Regions from separate parts of the Mus musculus genome. Here regions 1 and 2 are each linked to region 3. A link is a loop called in an ENCODE intact Hi-C map of the cell type or tissue named here. Cell type or tissue: gastrocnemius. All regions are shown on one strand.

What was found. A loop is a pair of places that touch in the nucleus more often than their neighbours do. Peaks named below come from ENCODE experiments on the same cell type or tissue, not always from the same donor. Only the 100,000 strongest peaks of a DNase experiment are listed, where the experiment ranks them.
Region 1: it touches region 3 in a loop (7-fold over the local background); 22 of 42 quality-filtered maps call a loop at or near these places.
Region 2: a loop joins it to region 3, with 6 times the contacts of the local background. A loop is called at or near these places in 9 of 42 quality-filtered maps.

What each region holds. Positions count from the first base shown.
Region 1 is chr12:85,141,417-85,143,916 of GRCm38, forward strand. All of the region lies in intron 4 of Rps6kl1 (ribosomal protein S6 kinase-like 1), which reads right to left. Among named protein-coding and RNA genes, the nearest start is that of Rps6kl1, 8.6 kb to the right of the region's middle. In gastrocnemius, a CTCF peak has its summit at 1,556 (motif pointing right); a DNase peak (open chromatin) is centred at 1,576; H3K27ac peaks cover 827 bases.
Region 2 is chr12:85,091,399-85,093,898 of GRCm38, forward strand. All of the region lies in intron 2 of Prox2 (prospero homeobox 2), which reads right to left. Among named protein-coding and RNA genes, the nearest start is that of Prox2, 4.4 kb to the right of the region's middle. In gastrocnemius, a CTCF peak has its summit at 1,015 (motif pointing right); a DNase peak (open chromatin) is centred at 1,039; H3K27ac peaks cover 338 bases.
Region 3 is chr12:85,304,711-85,307,210 of GRCm38, forward strand. Nek9 (NIMA (never in mitosis gene a)-related expressed kinase 9) reads right to left here. Exons shown (of 22, transcript NM_145138.2): 19 at 1,427-1,656; 20 at 753-914. Among named protein-coding and RNA genes, the nearest start is that of Zc2hc1c, 17 kb to the left of the region's middle. In gastrocnemius, a CTCF peak has its summit at 1,027 (motif pointing left); a DNase peak (open chromatin) is centred at 1,007; H3K4me3 peaks cover 738 bases; H3K27ac peaks cover 799 bases.

The DNA of each region.
Region 1 (2,500 bases), 160 kb before region 3:
AGAACAAAACAAAACAAAAACCAGAAAAACAAAACCCCCAAATGCGTTAAGAGCCTGAGGCGTCTGAGAATGTGGTTCCAGATCAGGACGGCTGCCTTCAGCAGGCTCCACACACTCCAGGAATTTCTCTTCTTTGCTACACTTCTTTTGAAATAAAGTGGGTGCAGTTGTGCACACCAGTCACCTGTCCTTTGACAGTAGCCGTCTCCTTCTCGGGGTGGCTTCGGTAAGTGGGGAGCTGGGTCCACATTGCTAGACAGTGGTGAAAAACAAAGCCTAGGAATGGAGTAGGGGGAAGAGCCCTGCAGTCTTTTTTAATGGTACTGGGCCTCCTGCTCACCAGGCTAGAGCTCTGTTACTGACTTATATCCCCCCAGCTCAGGGCCCTGGTTCCCGAGCTTGGGCAAATAAGCTGACTTTTTTAACTACCAAAGAGGGATTAGAAATGTCCAGCTTTGCTATATCGCTGGTTTGTTAGGCTGTAAATAGGAGAGTCCTTAATGAAGCCATGATGATATTACATGCTTGCCAAGTCACGCACCTTCTCTGAACCTTGTGCTTGTTTCTGAGTTGTGCTTGCGTGCGTGCGTGCGTGCGTGCGTGTGTGTGTGTGTGCATGTGTGTGTGCGCGCGCATGGGTGTGCGTGCATGCGTGTGTGTGTGCGTGTGCACGCACGCATGGGTGTGCATGTGTGCGCGCGCGTGTGTGTGTGCATGTGTGTGTGCACGCGCGCATGGGTGTGCGTGCGTGCGTGTGTGTGTGTGTGCGCATGCATGGGTGTGCATGTGTGTGCGCGCGCGCGTGTGTGTGTGTGTGTGCATGTGTGTGTGCACGCGCGCATGGGTGTGCGTGCGTGCGTGCGTGCTTGCGTGCGTGTGTGTAGAGACCAGGCTTGAGGATGCTGGTGTCTTCTTCCTAAGCCACTCTCCATCTTACTTTTTGAGGCAGTCTCTCGCTGAACTTGGAACTCACCTCTCTGGCTAGGTTGGCTGGCCAACAAGCTCCTGCCTACCGCCTCAGGATTGGAGTTACAGACATGCACCCTACTATGTCTAGCTTTGTACGTAGTTGCTGGGAATCAAACTCAGGTCTTCATGTTTGCATGGGAAGTTCTTTGCCAACTGAGCCTTTTCCCTAAGCTGCCTAAAAATGGGGGTCTCAGCAGTTCGTGCTTTCTGACGTCATTGTGCTTGTTGGTAAAAGCAAAGACTCCAAGTGTCAAATCCTCCTCAGCCCTGGTAATTACCAATGTCATTGTAGCAGAAACAGACACTGCTCATTCAGTGCTAAGGGCTTCGAACGGCTCACTTCACCGTGTTCTCCTACCAGCTTTCCTGGTGAAATTGAGGTTCTGAAACGTGAAACCACTCACTTTCAAGCCTACTGCTAAAAGGCTGTAGCATCAGAATTTGAATACAGACAGTCTGACCGTAGAGAGGGGTGAAAGTGCCTGCCAGGCTGGGCCTTATTTTCTCCATAATCAGGAAAGCAAAAGCAGGGGCTAGGCTCGCCCCACCCCTCCTTCCTATACCAGGGCACCTACACCAGAGCAGCAGTATCCCTTTTGACCACAAGAGGTCGCCCTCTAATGGCTAACTCACCTAACTCAGGGTGGCCTTGGCTCCCTGACCAAACTTGTGCAATGTTTGAAGACAGAGGCAGAAAACACTGGGTTCATTTAGGAAAAGATTCCCATAAGTATTGCCCCCCAGTTAGTTCCCCACCATCCTTCCCCAAGTGGTATTCCCCGCTACCACCTCCTTGGCCAAGTCCTCTGATTTACAGTCTGAAAACTCAGTCAAGGATCGGAGCCAGAAATTAAGTAAGGACCCATGGTGTCAAAAACCTGTGTATTCAAAACATACTCTGCCCTACTTTCTTTTGGAAGGAATTAGACCAAAACATTAACAACGACTACTCTGAAGTTAGGTGGGGCAGTGAATTGATTTCTTTTCCTTTTTCCTTTTTGGTTATACACTCTCCACTCTCACAGAATACTTCCAGCAGAGCGAACATTTTCCCATTGATACAACCAAGCAGGCAAGCACACACATCCTCTCCCTCTGATAAGTGGCCCAGAGGACAGAAGAGCCAACACCTGACTCCCTGGATCTTAGTTGTTCTCTCTCTCTGATCATTGTTAAGGGGCTGGAGATGTAGGTTGCTCGGGAGAGTGCTTGCATAGCACGCATGAAACCCTGGGTTTGCTCCTCAGCATCAACTGGGAACAGTGATACGCACCTGTCACCTCAGACTCAGGGATGAAGGCAAGAAAATCAGGAGTTCAAGGTCATTCTTGGCTACGTGGCAAGTGTGAGGTCATCCTGGGTTACATGAGATGCTGTCTAAAAAGTGCGGGCAATTATGAAAACACAGCACTGCCAAGCACAGCTTTCCCTGCCTTGTGCACTGGGGAAGCCGTCGACCCCAGTGGTGGTGGAGCCCATCAACGGAGACACAGAAAACTAGGTTTTAATTAATCCACAAATGGGAGCACAG
Region 2 (2,500 bases), 210 kb before region 3:
GCCAGCCAGGGCTACAGAGATAAGCACTGTCTCAAACAGACAAACCCTTGTGCTTGGCCACCAGATCCTGGGTTTGAAAGCTGCATCCTTATTCGCCTGTGTTGTGACCTGGACAAGTTCGTCTGCTCCTTGCCCCTGCCTCTCAGATACCTGGTCCTCCATCACACCCTTATCTGAGACACTGGGCCAAATGGAGTTGGGTTCAGAATTTCTGTTATTTTATAAAGGGCTAATGTGGTCCAGGGGGATGGGGGCTAAGTGGGAGAAAGTCTATAAATTGCCTCCAGTAAGTCACACCACCCAAGATATTTGTATTGCCCCTGGGGCTTCTAGAGTGTGGTGTGGTGTGGTATGGTGTGGTGGCAGATGTGTTTGTGACCCACTAAACACTGCCATCATCACCATCCTGCCTGGTGTTAGGGATGCATGGGGCTATGCACACTTGTACTTCGTGTGGCTCCCATGGCCCATAGAAAGCAAAGTGCATACCACAGGCAGCAGGATTCAGGGAAGGAATATTTGGAACCAGGCCTGGGCTAGGGCTGTCTTAGGATAGATCCCCAAACCTGAAGCTCATCCTCTTTGACCAGGCAGGGGCAAACACACACAGGGGCCTACCAATGTTGGCAGATTGACGGCAGTCTTCCGTGGGGTTGGAGATCTCTCATTGGATCAGAAACTCTGCTAGGCTAGCTGGCCAGCACGCTCTCAAGCAAGAGCAGCCTGACTTGTCATTGGGTTACAGGCATGTGCAGCTTTGCTATGTGGGTGCTGGAGATTCCAGCTTAGGCCTCCATGCTTGAGGAGTGAACACTCTTACCCAGAGAGCCATCTACCCAGGCTCAAAGGCCCAGACAGATAACATTTCCTTAGACCCAGTCTGTATAACAGGATATTCTTAATCCCATTGAGGGAATGGTAGAGAATAAAGTGATTTTTAGCTTTGCTTTTAGGATTCCATAGCCTTCCAGGGAAGTCTGAGCTTGGGGGTGTTCAATCTACTGCCGTAAACCAGCAGGGGGCGCTCATAGAACTTAAGAGACAGTGACTGGCGCTGGCCCCCCAGGGCTTAGAGCCTTGTAGCTAGCTAGCTGCTAGGTATACAGGTTTGTTTACACCTGAACTTCAGAGGTGTGAATCTGAAGGCTTCACAAGGCCAGTGAGAAGCTCTCAACCCTCAGCTTGCTTAAAAAAGAACAAAACAAAAACAAAAAAGCTTTCAGGTACACTAATTCTAAAAGATGCTGGTTGGAAGGTTCTTTAGCTCTTTAAGAGGTCAGACTTCCTATATTGTCTTGAAGCTTCACCTCTGACTTGAACACAGTAAAGGCCCCAGAAGTCTCACAGTTAAGAAACTAACCAAGCTACATATTTTTCTAATTTAATTTCTGGGGGTGGGGTGGGGGGTGGGGGGTGGGAGGGGAATGCCCTTAATGCCAGCACTTAGACAGGAGGCAGAGGCAGGTACATCTCTGAGCTTGAGGCCAGCTTGCTCTATAGAGTTCTAGGAGATCAAGGACTACACAGAGAAACCCTGTCTGGAAAAAGAAAAACAAAAACCAATATGCTGATGATTAAGGGGAACACTCCAGTGGGAGCTGGGGTGTGATAGAACACACCTTTAATTCCAGCACTTAAGAGGCAGAAGCAGGTGGCTCTCTGAGTTTGAGGCCAGCCTAATCTACAGACTGGGAACCAGGATATCTAGAGGTACTGTCTTGGGGAAAAAAATAATAAAAAGAAAGAAGTGGGGGAAAGCTACAGGTCATCTTAGATGGCTTGGAGTTCCCCATGGGAAATCTTTCATGTGCCCAGCCTTTCAGCTCTTGCTAGCTGCAGTTCCTGCCCCCCTTTTTTGTTTTGTTGTTTTCAGAGACAAGGTCTTTCTGCATGTTCCTGGCTGACCCGGAACTCACTGTGTAGACCAGGCTGTCCTCAAATTCTGCCTGCCTCTGCCTTCCAAGTACTGGGATCAAAGGCGTGTGCCACCACCGTACCTGAAGACTTCCCACCCTTCCAGCTGCTTGAGTTGGGGGGATCAAATTCTCTGAGGGAAACTACCCTTTCAGCCCTTCGTTTTTGGTCCCTTACATATTCACCATGACTTCCAGGACTGTGCAGACCTTCTGCGTTGAGGAACATGAGGTTGGGGAGGTCAGACCTCAGATGAGGTTGCTCCTTTGGCCTTCTCTGCCTGGGAGAATGGGCAGCTGCTAGCCCAATTATATGCAGAGTTCTTCCACCCATGGGGTGTTTCTCTTATTTTTGGAAGCCCATATGAGTTTAAGCAAAACAAAACTATTTCCGACCCAAAGGAGCACTCGGTTACAGCAGACTCTGATGGGTCGTTAAGTAAACGTATCTTCCCAAAATACTTCAATCCTAGACTACGGTTTCCACTTAGTTATGAAATTAGTAGGCTTTGAGGCTCGAGGAAGGTAGGCCAGAAGCATATTAAGTAGAACTTAAAAAAGCCAGGCATCGTAGCTCATGCTTATAA
Region 3 (2,500 bases):
CACAAAATGGCCTTTAAGCTATGTTTACACAGCATTATGTATATACAGATATTCCAAAATACACCAAAATGTGAGATTGAAAGACTTCTGGGTCCCACTCATCTGGGCAAGAGACACTCAATCTGCATCTGTGACTGCTTTGTGCTATGACGTCAGAGCTGTAGCTGCAAAGGGTTAAACAGCCCACAAAGTCATGTGACGATGCCGTGGCTTCTCTAGATCTGTGGTGCCCTCTGGTTTAGAACTGATTTACAGTTTCACTTCTACCCAGGCTGGCTGTATGCTGTTCTTTCAGCAGACTCCAGGCATTGCTTCTTACATACAGCTCAGCTAACACTCATGGTGCCATTAAAACTGAGTTTGGAGCCTAGGAACGTGGCTATCTGTGAAGAGTTTGCTTAGCATGTAGAGAACCCTGGGCTGGACCCCACACTGCATAACTGGGTGTGTGGCACATGTCTATATCATCATCTGGGAGGGAGATAGAGGCAGGAGTAACAGAGGTTAAAGGTCATCCTCCATCCTTGGCTGGGCTACAGAACCTGCCCCATAAAGAAACAAACCGTCACAACAAAAAGACCATTTGGAAATTCATGGTTCAGCTTAGTACTCCTGAGGAAGAAAGGAAGAAATGACCCTCTTGTGCTGGAAGGCAGAGCGGCAACTGCCAGGACAGTGCAGCACTGGCCCCGAAAGTGAGAGGACATGATGAAGCCAGGAGAGCCCAGGCACAAACAGCCACTGTCAGTTACCCAGGCTCCTGCTGCACGCTGGGGCTCCGGAGGAACTTCAGATGCGACCTTGAGTCCCTGCAGCTCTTCATAGGGCAGCGTGTCCTTCTCAGACTGTGAAAACGCCGCACTTAAGGGAGCGGGGCTGTCAGGCATGGGAATGAACTCTGCGTTTTCCAGCTCCTAGGCAGACAAGAAAGAATCTCACCAGTTTGGCTGCAGCAAGTTCCTTTCTCCCACGGTCTTTGTAGCTTTCACTTTCACGCTGCTGTGACAGCAGCGCCCTCTAGTGGTACAGAATGGTGGCTGACCACATATATTGCCTAACCTGGAACCAAACTTCAGCGATGCTAGCTCAAGTTCAGCAAGTTGTATCTGGTTCATTTCCCAACACAATTCTACACACACTGTCTGCTGGTCAGGAAGCTTGACGGCAAGGCACTGAGGCCTCCTTCCAGGCTGCCTTTAGTCCCAGCACTTGGGAAACAGAGACAAGTGGAACTCTTTGAGTTCTAAGCCTGCCAGGACTACAAACTGAGACCCCGTTTTAAAACAAAACACAGATGTCTTCACGGGTGGGAAAGTGAAGCCTTGACTCCTGTCTCAATTAGTAGGGCACTAGAAACTGAGACCTTGGCAGCCCTCACTAGCTCCTGTCACAGGCTTATCTGAAGCATCTGTTCTGAGGGCATTACCTTCCGAAGCCAGCCAGGACAGGAGCTGCTAGCCCCACAGCTGTTTCCCACGGCCTCCGTGGGACTGATTAAGCCTTCCATCCCACGGTCTGCTTCCATTGTTCCTCGGAAGCCTCCGCTTGGATCTGGAGTTTCAGATTCCTGTTGACTGTCTTCCTCTTCACCCCCGCCGCCGCCGCCACCACCACCACCACCACCAATGCCACCTCCTGGGCTGGAGCTCTGAACCACTGGTAGATGTGTAGCATAGGAAAGAAAGAGCTTCGTTAGGCCACAGAGATTTAGCATCTGACACCTCATTCACCCCCACAGAAGGTCCTAGAATTGCACAAAGTGGAACGTTCAAACAAATATTTGAGACTAAATTGTTTTTACATAGATAGCATTTGAATTTGTAAAAATTATTCTAAAAAGATTTTTTAAAAAAAATTTTATGGGTATGGGTGGTTTCAGCTGCATGTATGTCTGGTACCATGCACATGCATTGCCCTTGGAGGCCAGAAGAAGGTGTCAGATCCTCTGCAACTGGAGTTACAGATGGTTGTCAGCAGTCATTTGAGTGCTAGGAACCAAACCCCAGTTCTCTGTAAAAGCAACAGGCACTCTTAACTGCTGGATTGTTTTTCCAGCTCCACAGTATTTTTAAGTTATCACATTGATTTATTATGTGTGTGGATGTGGGCATGTGTGTATACACTGTACTGTAAAGGTTAATTCTCTTTTTCTATCACGTGAGTCCCAGGACTGAACTCAAATTGTCATGATGGCAGTATAAGCCTTTCATCATGAGCCATCTTATGGGCCTACATTTTTTCTTCCTCTTCTCTCTCTCTTCTCTCTCTCTCTCTCTCTCTCTCTCTCTCTCTCTCTCTCTCTCTCTCTCTCTCCTTATTTTGGCTTTTTGAGACAAAGTTTCTTTGTGTAGCCCTAGCTGTACTGGGACTTGCTCTGAAGATCCGGCTGGCCTCTGGAACTCAGAAATCCGCCTGCCTCTGCCTTCCAAGTGCTGGGATCAAAGGTGTGCGCCACCAACACCCAGTTTACAAATTTTAATTCTTGAGACAGGAAGGATCC